Linked DNA regions of Homo sapiens: region 2 is linked to region 1. The links are chromatin contacts, found by Hi-C or POLR2A ChIA-PET in ENCODE. All regions are on one chromosome and are shown on one strand. Each heading gives the region's core, a stretch centred on a gene start or an enhancer-like site at or near the end of the contact. The rest is flanking DNA. Distances are from core to core; before and after follow the strand shown.

Evidence for each region. Hi-C counts contacts between places; a loop is a spot of excess contacts on that map. ChIA-PET counts read pairs that join two places held with the same protein, here RNA polymerase II (POLR2A). Pooled maps may share reads with other maps.
Region 2: a loop to region 1 is called in a map of endothelial cell of hepatic sinusoid, with 4 times the contacts of the local background. The contact joins two enhancer-like sites. A Hi-C loop is called at or near these places in 1 of 168 maps with a recorded cell type or tissue (endothelial cell of hepatic sinusoid) and 1 of 50 pooled maps. POLR2A ChIA-PET finds 5 or more read pairs at or near these places in 4 of 52 experiments (H1, K562, Panc1 and 1 more).

Annotation. Positions count from the first base shown.
Region 1 is chr11:70,097,498-70,101,783 of GRCh38, reverse strand. The region is part of intron 2 of ANO1 (anoctamin 1); the gene reads right to left. Among named protein-coding and RNA genes, the nearest start is that of ANO1, 21 kb to the right of the region's middle. RefSeq lists an enhancer at 1,778-2,537. Within about 2 kb of position 2,065, at least 3 of the 41 ENCODE cell types and tissues checked have a DNase peak (open chromatin) inside an H3K27ac peak, as active enhancers do.
Region 2 is chr11:70,157,387-70,161,672 of GRCh38, reverse strand. It overlaps ANO1 (anoctamin 1), which reads right to left. Exons shown (of 26, transcript NM_018043.7): 17 at 311-512; 18 at 1-51. Among named protein-coding and RNA genes, the nearest start is that of FADD, 44 kb to the left of the region's middle. Within about 2 kb of position 1,917, at least 7 of the 41 ENCODE cell types and tissues checked have a DNase peak (open chromatin) inside an H3K27ac peak, as active enhancers do.

The sequences.
Region 1 (4,286 bases), core at 816-3,315:
GGAGGAAGAGCGAGTGCCGGCCGGGACCTCATCCATCCCCTCCGGGTGCAGAGCGACCAGGTGCAGGCTCAGGGCCTGACCTGGGTTCTGGACCCCTTGAGTGTCTGACACAAGTACATAGGTTCATTGTAGCTTGTTGACAAAAAGCAATGAAGCCAAAGTCACTTGGGGATGAGTTTTTTTTTTTTTTTTTTTTTTGGTTTTTAATCATTTTTTTGTTCTTTTTTGAGATGGAGTCTCACTCTTGTTTCCCAGGCTGGAATGCAGTGGCGTGTTCTCAGCTCACTGCAACCTCCACCTCCTGAGTTCAAGCGATTCTCCTACCTCAGCCTCCTGAGTAGCTGGGATTACAGGCATGCACCACCACGCCTAGCTAATTTCTGTATTTTTAGTAGAGACGGGGTTTCACCATGTTGGCCAGGCTGGTCTGGAACTCCTGACCTCAGGCGATCTGCCTGCCTCGGCCTCCCAAAGTGTACTTGGGGATGAGTTTTAAGAAAACAAAATCTGAAGTGGGTCAAGTCAATGTACCCAGCGAGAGCCTCGGTGGAAGCCTGTGAACGCGACGGTCCCAGGGACCTGGGCAAAGCTTCCAGGTCCAGCAGAGAGAGTTAAAGGTGGGGCCCCAGCACCTCAGGTGACCACCGAGGAAGGGAGACCCTCCTTGACACCCCAGCTTCATCCCATGCTTCTTCCTGATCCGATAGAAAAGCAAATGGCAATGGGGTGAATCCTGTCTCATCGCTCCTTCTGAAGCCCACCGTGGTCGCTTATGCTGATGGTGAGGCCCCCGGCTGCGTCCACGAGGCCTGCCCTACGCCATCCTCTCCCCAGCACCACCGCTCAGGCCTCCTCTGTGCTGCCCTGCTGCCCACGGAAGGCTCAGAGCAGCCGCTTTGCACATATTTATGGAATGAACGAACGAAGGGCAATAATACAGTAATAGTAATAGTAATGTTGACAGAGGCTGACATCCACTCAATGTCAGTTCCGTGCCGGTCCCTGCTGCGTGCATTCCATGCATATCAACTCATTTTATCCTCACTGCAAGCCTGTGAGGCAGGTCCTGTCATCATCCTCATTTCACAGCTGGGGAAACTGAGGCCCTGAGGCGTGTGCCATGCTGGCCATTGCGGGATCCTCCTGCAGCTTCTGTAACACGTGACCCCAAAGTGGGTGTTCATTCTCCTTCAGCTCTGGAGGCCTGAAGTCCACAGTCAAAGTGTCTCCAGGGCCATGCTCCCTCCGAAGGCCCTAGGAGAGGATCCTTCCTGCCTCTCCCAGCTTCCGGGGGCTCCAGGCGTCCCCTGGCTGTGGCCACATCGCTCCAGCTGCTGGCTCCTTGATGGCATGGCCTCCTCTCCTCGCTGGGTCTCAAATTTCCCTCTGCCATTCTCTGCTATTGGATTTATGGCCCACCTTAAATCCAGGATGATCTCATCCAGAGATGTTTAACTTCATTCCCTCTGCGAAGACCCTTCTTCCAAACAAGGCCACGTTCGCAGGCTCCAGGAGCATGTGGATCGGGGGCCACCGCTCAGCCTCTGCTCCCACCCTGAAGCTGCAGGTTGCGGTCCTGCAGGGCTTTGTGCAGGGGCCTGTCCCAGTGGTTAGGGGAGCTTTGCAGGAGCACGGACCCAGGAGCGGGGGCCTGAAGCTGCTTCAGGGAGACAGCAGGACTAGGCTGCCCCAGGCACGGTGACTGGAGAATGTGCGGCGTGGGGACCCTTGTAGGGGAGCCCAGGGCTGAAGGACATAAGGTGTGGGTTTGGGCTCCCTCTGAGAACTGATGATCTCAGCGTGAACTGGAGGAGGCAGTGCCAGGGGCTCCGGCAAGATGAGCCCAGATCCTTCTGTGGCCCTCGAGGGGCAGATTGAGTGGGCACTGTGCTTAGAGGCCTGGGACGGCGTGGCCTGGGCTGGAATCCTGCCCTGCCCCTGTGTGGTTTCCACAGAGTGACTTAATCTCTCTGAGCCTACATTTCCTCATCGCAAACTGGGTATCACAAGGCCTGTTTCCCAGCAGGGGAGCCTCTGGTGCTCTTGGCAGCCCTGGTCCAGCTGAGCCCCTGCCTGTGCAAGCACAGACTCCTTCGGCCAAGAAGCTTGAAGCCACCTCCTCAGTGCTGGGGAGCCACGGAGGGCACTGAGGCTGGAGAGGTGGAGGTCTTCCATCCTGGTGACCCACAGGAACAGCACTGACTTCATGGGGCACCTCTGAGTCAGGAGAAAAGACAGCCCACGTGTGGGAGAGCCTGTCTTTTCTTGTTGCAGACACAGATTTATTTCTGGGCTCTGCTCACTCACATGCAAAGACCCAAAATATATTCCTCTGAGTCCATGAGGATTTCTGCACGGTGGTCAAGGAGCCGGTGGCTGCTGCTGGCCTCCCTGGGAAAACATGCACCCCCGTTTACATGAGCAACAGGGTCTCTCCCAGGGAAACATCTGGTGAGATTCGGGAAAGGGGTCATGAGACCAGTTCGGCAAAAACACATGTGGGATGTTTTAAAGCATGGTGCCCGGGCTGACCACAGCCTGTCCCCAGCAGGAAGACACTGGGAGTGACAGCCGTGTCCCCTTCGCCCCCAGCCAGCGCCCTGAGGAGTGCATTCTGCCCCGACTCTTGGCCCTCAAGCTGGGGTCTTTGAGGTTCATGAACCTACTTTGTCGAGAGCCACGGCCGTGGGGGTGGTGAGGCCCCATCTGGCCAGACCATGGGGCTCTGCAAGGGGACAGAGTCAGCCCCCCAGACAGCCCCCAACCAGAGGGGGCAGAAGATGCTGACCTTAGTGCAGTGACTAACTATGCCGGCGGAAACCTCCCTCTGAACCCAGCCCAGAAGAACTCTGACCTTCCTGGAATTGCTTCTGACATTTTCGTTTCAGAAGAAAGAAGAAAATCACAAACAGAAAGGAGAAGTGAGTCCCCATGGTGGATACACAGTGGGCAGGGATGCTGAGGGTCCCCGCTACAGCCCCCGTGGCCCGAGGGCCTAGACCCTCAGTCCACGCGGTGGCCCTGTGTGCTTCTATCATCCAGTCTTGGCCACGGATGGGACTCCCTGCAGCTGGAGCGTGGGCTCGAAATTGCTAGAAGATTTGAAGGTTTGCACCCCTAAAGATCAGACCTGGGTGGTTTTCGGGTTGCCCTTGGCTTCCTAGGGGGTGAGCTTCTTTCCTCACCTACCCTGGTCCTCACAGGCCGCTTCATACCCTGGAGGGCATTGTTCACTATGGATGTCTGGCCCTCAATCATGGCGTCGGGGTGCTGGAGGGCTGAAGCCTGAAGGTCAGAGTGCTACTGAGAGGGGCCTCCCCAGACAGCACCTCCCGTGTCAGGCAGGAACCATGGGGTGTGTGTGCCGTGCACAGCAGGCCAGGCACCTCCCATATCGGGCAGGAACCATGGGTGTGTGCTGTGCACAGCAGTCCAGGCCACTGGGTGCAGGGGAAAGCCCAGGAGCCTCATCGTTGGTGGGGTTTGGGCCCGAAGGCCCTCGAGCACCCACAGAACACCTGGACAAATCCCCGTTTCCCTGTTTGCAGCTTCCTCAGCTCCCAAGGAGGAGAACACCCAGCCCTGCGGGGAGCCGTGTGGCCCCATTAGGAAGGCACAGGACTCTTCTGACCCTGTCTGTCCACGAGGACGCGGGGCTGCTGTGGTCTAATCCTCCTGCCGTCGGACTCGGGGGCAGACACCAGGAGCCTTGGCGGGTGCCCCAAGGGGTTCACATTCTCTGCCATAAATAGGCTTTTGGGGCATGTGACGCCCAGTGCCACATCCCTGGTCAGCCCTTCATGACCAGGCGAGTTTTCAGCAGCCCTGGCATCTGCCTGTCTCTCCCCGTTGGCACCAGCTTCCAGCACGGATAGGAGCTGGCACACTGGGTCTGAAGCCAGGCTTATCTGTTTAGCTGACTGATGTATCCCTAGGACGGGGAACAGCAGTGGCCACAGAGCAGAGGCTCAGTGATGTCCACTGAGTGAGGGAGAAGGCAGAGGGAAGGCACCCGACTTTATAAAGCGCCTACTCTGTGCCAGCCTAGGACAGCCCCGGCTTTCAGACTACCATCCGCCTTCTCTCCAACCTTTTGGTAGCTATGGATGTGTCCACTTCAGTAAATATGGACGAGGGGGCAGGGAAGGCCCAGAGCCCCTTGTCCCAGGCCCATGAACAGTAGATGTGGAGGAATCTCAGCCTGACCTTGACCCTGCAATGCTCACTCCTACCCTCCACCCGCACGGCTCCAGAGGGCACGCGGGCAAGATGGGAGATGCTCTCAG
Region 2 (4,286 bases), core at 668-3,167, 60 kb before region 1:
AAGCCTTGAAGATCAGCCTCTCCTCAAAGCTTTTCTCCGTCTTTGGGACCTCTAGAGGGAGGGGTAGGATGATACTGAGGCTGTGGCTGGGATGGCCCCCAACAGCCTGGTCCAGCTTCTGGCTGGCCACTGGCACAGTCACTCAGTCGGCTCTCATAGGCGCACCATGGCCTGTGCTCAGGATACCCATTGAGAACCAGGGAGCTGGGGCCCAGAGAAGTTAAGCAACAAACTCAAGGATGCACAGCAAGAGGCAGGCGACTCCAGCTGCCTGAGTCCAGGCCACAGTACCTGGAACATGGGCACTCACCGATCTTGGTGAGCCATCGGGCTATGCAGCCATACACCTCGTCCAGGAGGATGATGACCACTAGGTTGATGATGACTGCGGTGGCTGTGACTGTGACCCGGATGTTGGACCGCACGGAGGGGGAGGAGTTCATGGCCAAGGCGGCGGCCATGGAGATTCTGTAGATGATGACGCCGAGGACGATGGCAAACGTCACTGCAATCTGCAGGGGGGAAAGGGGCACTCTTGGTTGGGGGCCCACCCAGGACCTTCCTGGGCCTGCCCCATCTGCTCCCTCAGTCCAGCTGTCCCCCAACCTTCCCGCTCTTCTGCTTCAAAACAAGCACTGACATTTCTTGGGCACCTGCCAAATGCCAGGGGCTTTCTGTGCATTAACCCACCAGAGACAGATGGATGAGGGGCTAGTTTCTGTTCCATGGACAAGGACACTGAGGTTCAGAGAGGTTACGTAGACAGGCCAGGTCACCCAGCTCAGGAGCTGGGATTTACCAGGCGGTCTGCCCAAGCCTGCAGTTCACAAGATCTTTGTGCTACCATCTTCCCGGAGCCCAGGCACCATCCCCAAGCACAGCCCAGGACACAGTATGGCCGCCATGCCAGTGGCTTGTCCCAGAGCAGACTGACTGCGGGATGGGGCTTCTCCCCCAACCCATGGTGAGCTCAGGGACATCCTCAGGTGGTGCAGGGCTGAGGTGTGCCTCTCTCACAGCCACCTCCCAGGGACTCCCCTGGTAAAGGAGGCAGGTGTGGCCTGGGATGGGGCAGGGCTTTGGGTCTGGCTGGAGATGCTTTGGGTCCCTTCTCCCAGCCAGCAGCACCCTTCTAGCTCTCCCACCAGAGTGAGCCCCTCCTCTTGCCAAACATACCGTGGGACCAGAACATTCCATAAAACTTGGGTTGGTGGTTGCCTGAGAAACCGTGGTGGGAGTTGGCTACAATGACAAGATTGTTCCACACACCTCTGTCTGTCTGTCTGTCTGGGCTCCCTCACCCTGCCCTGCCCCGCCCTGCCCAGGGGTGTGGATGCCCCATTCTGAGCCCTCATTGAGGATGGATGGACCGAGGGCTGGGCAGGAGAAGCACACAGCAAAGCCAGGCTCCTCACCCAGGCGTGAAACCACCCGCAGGACACAGGCTGTCTTGTCACCCTGTGTCCCCGTGTTCCAGGAAATCGCATATTTGCTCCCATGCAAGGGTGCAGAGGGCAGGTCCGGTCCCTGCTGGCACAGTCACAGGTGGCTCCCAGGACAGGCAGGCCCAGGAGGCCTGGGGCTGCCCTGTGTGTCTCCCAGTTGCAGCCTGGGATGGGTCTGTTTGCCCCAGAGGGTGTCTGCAGCTTTCAGAAACCTAGAAAAGCTCTTATTTCATGTTCTGGGCCGTTACCACCGGCTTCTGCAGGCATCTGCCAGTGACACATGGTGACTGCACCCTGCCCAGGAAAATGCCTGCAGCCCTCACCACACCCTGACTAAGGAGAAGCCCTGCTGCGAGGCGTGGGGACCACTCCCTGGCCAGCTCCGGGGAACAAGGGCTTTCCTTGGAAAACCCCTCGGTCCTGCCAAGAGGCCTCCAGGATGTCTGTCCCCGTGCCAGCATGCGGAGGTGCAGCTGGAGCGCCAGGCCTGTGGGTGACTCAGCGAGGGAGGCCCTCCACCCCAGCGGGCGCGTCCCCTGCCCTGCCATGGGGCAGTCGGGCCCACAACAGGCACGCCCTGCAGCAGGCTCCCTTCCAGTCTCCCTGGTCCATCTCCCCCGCATCCCCAGGACCAGGGGCGTGTGGGGCACATCCTAGGTGCTCAACCAACGTTTGTTCGCTGAATGAAACTCCCAAGTTGAAGACAAAGCTGTGTCCTCTTCAACCCTATGAAGCCCTTGTGACAGGGGTTTACCAGTACGTCAAGGCTGGGAAAAGAGCCGGCTACTTCCCTATCCAATATCCTCTGTCTTTCCTCTACCATCCCGCCTTGCTGAGATGGCAGTGTGTGCTCATTCCTGAGCCTCCCTGCAGAGGAGGTGGCCACGTGAAACAGTTCTGACCAATGAGATGCAAGCAGAGGTGTGGTGGGTCTTCTGCGAAAGCACCTTCAGACAGGGGCTGCCACCCCTGGCCCATCTCTTCCCCCACCCTTCCCCTTCTTCCAGCCTGGAGAGTGGAAGTGATGCTGGAGGTGCAGCAGCCATGTTGTGACCAAGAGGGGACCCACTCCTAGGACAGGCTAGCAGAAGGTCAGAGAAGCCAGTGACTCTGATGGCATCGTGGGGCCACCAGACCAGCCCTAGACGGCCACCTCCTTCCCGGCCCCGCACTGGCCCTTCTGCGACAATGCTGCTGCTTCTGCAGTGGGAGTGGCTGAACCTCAGGCTAGCCTCCCCTGGGTGAGGGATGGGGAGGCTCCGGTTATCTCCCAACCCCCTAGCCTGGCACCTGGCCAGAGGGGACACATCCCCTCAGCACGAGGCCGGGTGCCCTCCCACCAAGTCACCGAGAGCACAACAGCCCCCAGCCCCCAGCCCCCACCGAGGGGGTCCCCTTCTCCAGGTAAGGGGGATGAGCAGGCCCCACCACTGAGGCCACCCTCCTCTGGACTTCTTTATGTCGGCCAGCGTCCCTCTTACTGTACCTAAGAGCATGAGGGGACACTGGATCTTCCCACTTCTTCCATGACTTGGTCAGGGGGCCCTTGGCCCCTCACTCAACCCAGAAAACAAAGACAGCCCCCCGCCTCTGTCTCTCCAAGTTCCTACAGAATGGCATGGATCTTGGAGCAGACAGCCTGACTGGCACCAGCTTCTGCAGGCATATGCCAGTGACTACATGGTGACCACAGCCACCACCTCTGGCTGGCACTGGAGGAGAAGTGCAGCCTTCTGGCTTTAGTTTCTGTATCAGCAGGAGGGGGATGGTACCAGGACTGGCCAGTGATGAGACGCTCTGGTGAGGCCCTCAGTGCACAGCTGCCAACCTGGGCTCCAGTACCAGGACTCGGGGCTAGGTGGCCACAGGAGGCGCTGCCTTCAAGCTGTTGGGCTGGACGAGGGCAGGGTCATTTGTAACATGACCACGGCTGGCTCCGAGTACTTGGGGGGTGATGGAAACACAGCTAGCAGGCGGCCAAGGCCGAATCCATTGGGGGTTGAAGTCCCTGGGATTGAAATCCCCTAAAAGCCACAAGATGTTTGCCCACAAGCCACGTCACAGACTTGTGGTCCCTGAGTAGCACTATCGTGTCCTGTCTGCATGTTATTTATTTAATAGTTTTCTTTTTTAAAATTTTTAAAAATTTGTTTTTACTTAATTTAATGCTGATGCCTGTATCAGGGCTCAAGTCATGTTTTGGTCACAAAATAAACATAAACAGGTTTTTTTTTTTTTTTTTTTTTTTGAGACAGGGTCTCGCTCTGTCACCCATACTGGAGTGCAGTGGCGTGACCACAGCTCACTGCAGCCTCGACTTCTCAGTCTCCAGCAATTCTCCCACTACAGCCTCCCGAATAGCTGGGACCACAGGCGCGCACGACCACGCCAGCTAATTTTTGTATTTTTGGTTTTGCCATGTGGCCCAGGCTAGTCTCAAACTCTTAAGCTCAAGCAATCTTCCTGCCTCGGCCTCCCAAAGTGCTGGGAATACAGGTGTGAGCCACTGCACCCGGCCCATTTAATGGTTTTCTTAAAAAGTCTTCAGTTTCATCTTAAATGATATCTTTGAATCCCAGGCTTGAATTACTAGATACTCAAATAATTGTGTCTCTCAAAATGAAAGCTGTGTATCAGGGACCACAGAAATCATCTCATGTACTCCCTGGCGTGTGAAGCCCCCACTGGGGGTCACTTTGGAACCCTGGTCTCTTCCCATTTTAGGGGTAGTGGTGAGTCTTCCCCACCCACTGCCCTGAGGAGATGGGGCCGGCGCACCCTGGGACCAGTGGCACCACCGTGTGAAAGGCTGAATCAGGTCTTGGAGGACACCAATCGCAT